Regions from separate parts of the Mus musculus genome. Here all the other regions are linked to region 1. The links are chromatin contacts, found by POLR2A ChIA-PET in ENCODE. All regions are on one chromosome and are shown on one strand. Each heading gives the region's core, a stretch centred on a gene start or an enhancer-like site at or near the end of the contact. The rest is flanking DNA. Distances are from core to core; before and after follow the strand shown.

Region 1 (3,052 bases), core at 305-2,804:
CTACATGTTAAAATAACAAGCAGACGGAGCTTTCATAAGGTCACCGTTCATGGTGGGGATGAAAACTTGACCCTGATGCACACAGGCTCCTATACATACTCTTTCACCCTTGCTCTGAAGGAAAACACAATAAATCCATTAGTCTCACCCAAACCAAACCAAACAAACAAAAATCCAGCAAGGAAGCTGGGCGGTGGTGGTGGTGGCGGCGGCGGCGGCGGCGCATGCCTTTAATCCCAGCACTTGGGAGGCAGAGGCAGGCGGATTTCTGAGTTCTGAGGTCTACAAAGTGAGTTTCAGGACAGGCAGAACTGCACAGAAAAACCCTGTCGCGAAAAACAAAAAACAAAACAACAACAACAAAAAAATCCAGCAAGGAGTTGAGAGTGGAGCTCAAAGGTAGAGCGGCTGTTGAGTAGGAGAAAAATGACACATGCCTTTAATCAGGAAGCAGAGGCAAGCAGACCTCTGAGCTACATGCCCGCAAGGGCTACAGTTAGACTCAACAATAACAATAACAATAACAATAACAATAACAATAACAACATAATGGCAAGATGTGGTGGGGTGGCCTACACCAGGGCAGAGGCATGCAAATTCCTGAGTCCCTTGGGCCCAGCCTCTACTTTTCAGGTTTCAGGCTAGCCTCGGCTATGCAGAAAAATTAAAAAAAAAAAAAAAATGAAGAAAAGAAAAGAAACGAATCCAAGACAAACCCCAGCGGAGATGGCGTCCAAGACACTTAGCACAATGGAGAAGAGGATACCAAGTCATTGCACCCTTTGGAGATGCAAGGAGTTCGGGATCACCGAGGAGCCCCACGAGGGGCCGCCTCGTCCCCTCGAGCGTGGGTCTTGCCGCTCACCCCAGGGTGCCACGCGCACGGGAGCGCTCTCCGCTACCACGCACCGGGACTCCCGACTGCAGGAGTTTCAAGTCCCCTTCACTCGGGAGCTCAGACTGGGATGACAGGCGTCAACTTGGACTCCAAGGGGCCCCAAACTGGCCCGGGCTGGAGTTCGAAGTCGCCAGTCGGTCGCCTCTTCCGCTTCTCCAGGCCGCGGTGGGGAGCGCGGCCACCAGAGCGAGCCGCCAGAGAACCGTCTCTCAGCAGCTCGGCGCCCCCCGCGCAGCAGGCCGGCCCGAGAAACTTCCTCAAGTGACGGGAGGGGAGCCGGCAGGCCAGCGGTCGTCGGCGTCGCTCCCCTCCCGTCACCCCCCGCGCGGGTCCCCGGGCCCCCGGGGCTCGCGAGCGCGTCCCCCTCGGGCCCCGCCCCCACCCCGGTGGCGCCCCGGCGGGAGGCCACTCTCCTCGCTCGACCCGCAGCCCCGGGAGACCGCGCGCGCGAGCGCCCATCACGGACTCGCCCCAACACAGCCAGCCCAGCTCCGCGAGCGCGGCTCGACGCCCGGGAGTTCAGTCTCAAGTTCACCTGAAGAAGCAGCCGCTGGAAAAGCTCCCCCGCTGCGACCGCCGCCGCTGCGACCGCCGCCGCCGCCACCGAGGCCGCTACTGCGTTCCTTCCGGCCTCGCCACCGCGTCCACCTCGCGCCTGCGCGCAGCGCCCCCTCCCGACTAATAACAGGAAGAACCATAGAGGGACGCGGACAGTCGGGGAGGAGGGACCTGGAGAGCGAGACCATAGAGATGGGTGCCTAGCCGGCCTCCATCCAGGCTCCACGACTGCAGAACCTTGACTCCTCCTTGCTGTGGGAAGACAAAAGAACAGCTGAACCACAGGGTCACTGTAGCCGCCCCGATTTAGCTATGAAATCAACCGATTAATCACGTATCTATCCCCTCTTGAGGTGATGCTCTGTACCAGGTGAGAAAGGTAAAATGACCCAACTCTCCTCCCAAGGTATTTGGTGAAGAGTAAAAGTTCCAGCTCTGTTCAATCAAGGTTGGAGTGCTGGCCAGCGCTCAAGAGCACCGACCCAAATTTGATTCATGGAACCCTCATTGCAGCTCACAGTGGTCTGTAATTTCAGTTCTAGAAGATCCCTGACGATCTCTTCCAGCCTCTGTGGGCACCAAGCATGCAAGTTGTACACCGATATACATGCAGGCAAAACATGCATATGCATAAAATCAAAATAAAAAATAGAAATTGAATTTTTTTCAGCCAGGCAGTGATGGTCCACACCTTTGATCCCAGCACTTGGGAGGCAGAGGAAGCCCTGAGTTCGAGGCCAGCCTGATCTACAGAGTGAGTTCAGTATAGCCAGGGCTACACAGAGAAATCCTGTCTCAAAAAAAATTTTTTTTTAAATAAATAAAAAAACCTCAAGTTGTGTGTGTGGTTGTATGTGTGTATATGTATGTGTATGATGTATCTGTGTGCTCTGTCTGGGCTTCTATAGGTTGTGTATGTATAAGTGTGTGTGCTTGTGTGTGTGTGTATATGTTGTGTATGCTTGTGTGTATGAGTGTGTGTATGTGTGCTTATATGCGTATGTGTATATGGTGTGTATATGTAATGTGTGCCTGTGCTTGTGTTTATGTTATATATATATATATATATATATATATATATATATATATATATATATATGAATATGAGTGTGTGGTGTGCTTGTGTGTGTGTATATTATGTGTGCTTGTATATATGTGTATCTGTGCTCATGTGTGTATGTGTGCTCTGTGTGTCTGTGCTTATGTATGTTATGTGTGCTTGTGTGGATGTGCGTGTGTAGATATGCTTGTGTGTGTATGTGTGTATATGGTGTGTTTGTGCTCTGTGTGTGTGCTTGTGTGTATGTGTATATGTTATGTGTGTGCTCTGTGTGTCTGTGCTTATGTGTGTGTATGTTGTATACAAATGAGTGTATGACGTGCTTGTGTATGTTATGTGTGCTTGTGTGTATGTGTGTGTGTATATGCTTGTGTGTGTGCTCTGTGTGTCTTTGCTTGTGTGTGTACACTTGTGTGTATGTGTATATGTTGTATGTGTGTGTGTTTCTGAGATTGAACCCAGGGCCTCATAGATGCTAGAGAAGCTGTCAATCACTGAATTACATTTCCAGCCCTCTTCTTATTTTTATTTAAAAT
Region 2 (3,052 bases), core at 243-2,742, 210 kb before region 1:
TTAGGGTTCAGGGGGGCCTCGGTGAGCAGCACAGGGTGCTCCTCAGGGGCCACACGCAGCTCATTGTAGAAGGTGTGGTGCCAGATCTTCTCCATGTCGTCCCAGTTGGTAACAATGCCATGTTCAATGGGGTACTTCAGGGTCAGGATACCTCTCTTGCTCTGGGCCTCGTCACCCACATAGGAGTCCTTCTGACCCATTCCCACCATCACACCCTGTGGAAGGGAACAGCCTTCTTAGCACCGGCATCGATCCCCAAGAAAACCCCAGGCTTGCCACTCCCAAAGTAACAGGTCACTTACCTGGTGCCTAGGGCGGCCCACGATGGAGGGGAATACAGCCCGGGGAGCATCGTCGCCCGCGAAGCCGGCTTTGCACATGCCGGAGCCGTTGTCGACGACCAGCGCAGCGATATCGTCATCCATGGCGAACTATCAAGACACAAAAGAAGGCTATAGTCACCTCGGGGCCGCCAAGAGCAGCCGCTGCCGCCCTGCCCACTTCCGGCAAGCCGCGGGCTCGAGCCGCCAGGGGGCGCGCGCCCAAGCTCAGGGGACAAAGGAAGCGCAGACCGGCCGCATTATTACCATAAAAGGCAAACGCTGGCCCGGAGGCGGACCTAGGGCAGGAAGCCAGACCTCCGCCCCCTCCCCAAACGGGCGCAAGCTCCGCCTACACTGCGCCGACGGGCGGCTTGTGCGCGCGCGGGAGGCGACCACACCCAGCAGGAAGCGCAAACAAGGCGCCCGTGCCACTGTGACCCCGCCCCTTCCGGACAACGGCCCCGCCCTCGCCCAACCCCGGGCAGCCGCGCTCCCAGCCTCAATACGCACGCGCAGCTAACTAGGAAGAGGGGGAGAGGAAGAGCTCCCTCCCTAGCGCACACGCGCCTCGATGCCCAGTGATAGAGAGCGCACGCGCAGTGGCATCCCAGCCCCCACCCGGCCGAGCCGGCCCTGCCGCGCCCGCCCGCCCGCCCGCCCGCCCGGCAAGCCGAATAGGCAAACCGGTTTGGACAAAGACCCAGAGGCCATTGAGGCGTGATCGTAGCGTCTGGTTCCCAATACTGTGTACTCTCAAGATGGACCTAATACGGCTTTTAACACCCGCAAGCCGCACCGGCTCATCAAATGCCCACACCGCGACCCTAGTGTGTCCCCAAGCCCCACGCACCGAGCGGGAGCGGGCCCACGAGTGTCTACACCGCGGGAATGTGGCTGCAAAGAGTCTACACGCTAGGCGTAAAGTTGGCTGTGCCAGTGTCCGCTCCGCGGCCCGGCACCACCCTCCACCCGCCCATGGTGTCCGTTCTGAGTGATCCTCAGGACCCTGCAGTGAGGTACTAGCCACGAGAGAGCGAAGGCCCGCTGGGCCCGGCGTCCCTGCTTACCTGGTGGCGGGTGTGGACCGGCAACGAAGGAGCTGCAAAGAAGCTGTGCTCGCGGGTGGACGCGACTCGACAGTGGCTGCGCGTTGCGCCGCCGGGTTTTATAGGACGCCACAGCGGCCACTCGAGCCATAAAAGGCAACTTTCGGAACGGCGGGCGCTGATTGGCTCCGCGTCGCTCACTCACCGGCCTCGCCGCACAGTGCAGCATTTTTTTACCCCCTCTCCCCTCCTTTTGAAAAAAAAAAAAAAAAAGAAGAAGAAAAAAAAAAAAAGCGAGAGAGAAAGCGAGATTGAGGAAGAGGATGAAGAGTTTTGGCGATGGGTGCTGGCTCCGTAGGCCCAGATGTACAGGAATAGCCTCCGCCCTTGTGGACACTGCCCCATTCAATGTCTCGGTTACTAGGCCTGCATTCTGGGGGTCACCCAACCACCCCAGGACCCTCTGGGTGTGGATGTCACGTGGATATCGAGCACTTAAGTGGATGAGGGTCAGCATCGAGGCCCGGACCCTATTTGTGTGGCCTCTTGTTTGAGGGACACGCGGGGCCTGGATTGAATGGACAGAGAGTCACTCCCCCTTGCTAGCAATTGCTAGCAATAGCCGGAAAGCCAGATCCGGGGGGGCCCCTTCTGCTGTGGTTCTAATTTGCTAGGTGTGTTGGGGTTCAACTTGGAAGCAGAACTCTGGTTGGAGAGGTTTTCATGGATCTTGACCTCTTAGAGACTCAAGGCCATCCTATCCCAAGCATAGGGCGAGCCCCAGTGGTCCAATAACTGGAGGTGTTGCAAGAAGATGCCTCCAGATATCCCCTGCCCCGGATCTAGAAAGGAACTGTGCTCAATAGAACAAACAAAACTTCTCATGGAGTCAGGCACTTTTGGAGAACTGCCTGATCACACCCAGGCAAGACTAAGCCTGGGCCGTTAGCTAGTGTCTCTGGGTGACTGCCAGACATCGCTGGGCTGGGGCCCACCATCTATCCTCTATTTATTATGTGCAGCCACAGCTGAGTTGTGCACTAGTCCATCTGCCAGCCGTGGGGATTCTGGGAGTGACAAGCTGCTCAGGGAAAAGTTGGTGGTCACCGGAGCCCCAAATCCTCCAGAGAGAAGCAGCCCCTGTCCCCCTCACCTAAGTACCAGTGTTCTACTTAGCAAGCCAGCTATTTGGCTGAGAGCTACACACGGGGTCAGGGTTGAGGGCCGGATCCCTCAGCTTAGCTTAGAAGGACACGCACCTTCTGGGAGAGTGTGACAGAAAGCTGGATTTAGGCAAGAAGGGTGCTTCAGGTGAGATGCTCTGGGCCTGCCGTGCCTCAGTGCATGCATAGGTAGGTGTTCACTGGCTCACAAAGTGTAGGTGTTGAAACCAAAGAAGGCTTCATCCATATATGGACTACAGTGGCCAGCTTCCTTGTTCTTGGCTGGTGGCAGGGCATTTTGAAGTTGCTGAGGCCTTGTCTGGAAGAGGTGACCATCACCCCAGCATATGCTGTGAACTGGAAACACACCCCTAGTTATCTTTCCCACCAAAAAAAAAAAAAAAATTTGACAAAAGTCTTCTGCAGTCACCAACCCTGAGAGAACTTTCCCAGGCAGTCTCCTCCCTGCCTCCGGGGGACAGGACTGCCCTGGCCCTGGCCTTGTATTTCTCAGTTGCTC
Region 3 (3,052 bases), core at 178-2,677, 180 kb before region 1:
CACAACCATTCACAATGAAATCTGATGCCATCTTCTGGAGTGTCTGAAGACAGCTACAGTGTACTTACATATAATAAATGAGTAAATAAATATTTAAAAAAAATTTTTTTTAATAAGAAAAGGAAGGAATCTTCTGGCAGTGGTGGTGCATGCCTTTAATCCCAGTGTTTGGGAGGCAAAGGCAGGCACATCTCTGAGTTCGAGGCCAAGGCCAGCCTGGTTGATAGAGTGAGTTCCAGGACAGCCAGAGCTACAGAGAAACTGTCTCAAAAAGCAAAAACAAAACAAACAAACAAACAAACAAACAAACAATACAGGGTCTGCCTGGCGTGGTGGTGCATGCCTTTAATCCCAGCACTCTGGAGGCAGAGGCAGGCGGATTTCTGAGTTCCAGGCCAGCCTGGTCTACAAAGTGAGTTCCAGGACAGCCAGAGCTATACAGAGAAACCCAGTCTCGAAACAAACAAACAAACAAACAAATAAACAAACAAAAAACAAACAAACAGGGTCCACTGGAGAGATGGCTCAGTGGTTAAGAGCACTGACTGCTCTTCCAAAGGTCCTGAATTCAATTCCCAGCAACCACATGTTGACTCACAACCATCTCTAATGGGGTCTGATGCCCTCTTCTGGTCTGTCTGAAAATAGCTACAGTGTATTCATACACAAAATAAATAAATCTTAAAAAAACAAAAACAAAAACAAAAAACAAAAAACACGGTCTAACTGCATAGCCTTGGCTTCCCTGAAACTCTCCATGTGGAACAGGCCCCTTGAACTCATCAGAGTTCCCGCCTGTCTCTGCCTTTCAGGTGCTGAAATTCTATGTGCACCCCACACCTGGCTACTGTTTAACTCTGCCCTTTTATTGATTGATTGATTGATTGATTGGTTGATTTATAAGACAAGGTCTCTCAGGTTGGTCTCTAACTCACAGAGCTCTTCCTGCCCCTGCCTTCCTAATGCTGTGCCACCATGCCTGGCTTATTTTTTTTTATTTCTTATTTAGTCATTTTGCATTTTTGAGACAGATTCTCACATAGGCCAGGCTACCCTGGAGCTTGCTATGTAGCTGAGGCTGGGCTCGCACTTTTCATCCTCCTGCCTCTTCTTCTCAAGTGCTGGGATGACAGATGTGCACCAGCTCCTTCAGGCATGACTATCCTGTCTGCGCTGTTTGTTCTGAGATAGGTTCTTAAAATGTAGCCCAGGCTGGTATGGAACTTGATATGTAGACCAGGCTGGCCTTGAACTCACAGAGATTTGCCTGCCTCTGTCTCCCACAGTACTGGGATTAAAGGTCTGTGCCACCATGCCCGGCATTATTATTAAGTTGTGTTTCAAAGCGTGCTTCTGTGAAGGGTTTCTCCTAGGTGACCCATAGGAAGGTCCACCACAGGCCGGTTGAGCTCTGGTGCCTCCTATTGGCAAACCCTAACAGGAAGCTGGCCGCCAGGGATTCTGGGAGATGTAGTTTATCGTTGCATCCTGTGGCCCAGAGGAGACTAGCGGATCTGAAGCTGGGAGCCAATAGCTCTGAGCAGGCCATTAGGGACATTTTACTCTGGATCTAACAAGTCCCTATGCTGCTACCCAGTTGCATGGATCTGGACACACAGCTGCCCACTAACATTACTCCACACACGGGCACTTTTGAGTTTGTGCCTGGACAATTTTGCCCATCCAAGCTATATGGACTTGCAGATGTCTCCTTGCTGGACCAGGGACTTTGACTGTGACAGTGGACTCACTGTCTTGGCTTGCAGGTGATCCAGACACAGAGCACAGGTAGTGCAAGGGTCCTGTGGTGGTAGGTGGCTTTGGGTAGAGGTGCCCTTGTTCCTCACTCAGCCTTAGTTCTCACACATGAGCGTAACAACGTTAAGAGTGATTCTTGCTGGATTTCTGTCTGAGCGTTGGGCACCCAGCTTTGTGCGGCGCTTGAAAACAAATGCAAGCTCTCCAGGTCCGATTCCAACTTGTCCTCCTTAGGGAAGACGTCCACCATTGCTAGGAGGACAATTACAGGCTGGGCTCAGCTCTGGGGTTTACTTTTCTTAGGGACGGAAGAAAAGAGGGCCCCACTCTTTGAATTCCACGTAGTTCAGACCTCGAATCGCCTCTCCGGGATAGGCTGCTATGTTCACGGCAGCCGCCAGGTGGCGACAGAGACGCGCCCATCGACTCAGGCTGGGCGGGGCTGTACCTGCCTATGCGGAGAACTGCAGGGGAGACGCCCACAGACCCATTTAGGAGGAAGAATTCTGAGTTCTAAAAGGCAAAATATCCCAGGCCTGGTTGTGAAGGCCTTTAATCCTAAGGCTTAGGAGGCCGAGGCAGGCCGATCTCTATGAGTTTGAGGCCAGCCTGGTCTGCCTAGTAAGTTCCAAGACAGCCAGGGCTATGTAGGTATGTAAAGAGATTCTGTCTAGATGACCTGAGTTTAATCCTTGGTATGCACACGAAAAACTGGATTCAGGGCCATGCATCTGTAACCCCAGAACTCCTATAGCAAGACGAGAGAATGAGACAGGAGAATCTCCAGGAAACTGGCTCGCTGGCCAGCTAGCCTAGATAGGGGAAGAGTAGCAGCAGAGAAGAGATACAGGAAATGTTCCTGTGCTGGGTGTGTACACTGGCGATGTGGCACAAGCCTGTGACACAGGCTTATAGGAGGCAGGGGCCAGCAGTCTCTATGGGGCGCCAGGAGTCCAGCTTTTCTTTTCTTTTCTTTTTTTTTTTTTTTTTGGTTTTTCGAGACAGGGGTTCTCTATGTAGCCCTGGCTGTCCTGGAACTCACTTTGTAGACCAGGCTGGCCTCGAACTCAGAAATTCGCCTGCCTCTGCCTCCTGAGGCTGGGATTAAAGGCGTGCACCACCACGCCTGGCTTTTTAAAAAGATTTATTTATTGTTATATGTAATTACACTGTAGCTGTCTTCAAACATACCAGAAGAGAGCATCAGATCCCATTACAGATGGTTGTGAGCCACCATATGGTCGCTGGGAATTGAACTCAGGACCTTCGGAAAAACAGTCAATGCTCTTAACCA

Evidence for each region. ChIA-PET counts read pairs that join two places held with the same protein, here RNA polymerase II (POLR2A).
Region 2: POLR2A ChIA-PET joins it to region 1 with 20 read pairs in embryonic stem cell. The contact joins the promoter of Actb here to the promoter of Rnf216 in region 1. POLR2A ChIA-PET finds 5 or more read pairs at or near these places in 4 of 5 experiments (Patski and embryonic stem cell).
Region 3: POLR2A ChIA-PET joins it to region 1 with 12 read pairs in Patski. The contact joins the enhancer-like site here to the promoter of Rnf216 in region 1. POLR2A ChIA-PET finds 5 or more read pairs at or near these places in 2 of 5 experiments (Patski and embryonic stem cell).

What each region holds. Positions count from the first base shown.
Region 1 is chr5:143,111,466-143,114,517 of GRCm38, forward strand. Rnf216 (ring finger protein 216) reads right to left here and starts at 1,555. Exons shown (of 17, transcript NM_080561.4): 1 at 1,434-1,555.
Region 2 is chr5:142,905,262-142,908,313 of GRCm38, forward strand. It overlaps Actb (actin, beta), which reads right to left and starts at 1,493. Exons shown (of 6, transcript NM_007393.5): 1 at 1,391-1,493; 2 at 303-431; 3 at 1-215. The coding sequence starts at 425.
Region 3 is chr5:142,934,349-142,937,400 of GRCm38, forward strand. No RefSeq gene overlaps it. Among named protein-coding and RNA genes, the nearest start is that of Fscn1, 24 kb to the right of the region's middle. Within about 2 kb of position 1,428, at least 1 of the 3 ENCODE cell types and tissues checked has a DNase peak (open chromatin) inside an H3K27ac peak, as active enhancers do.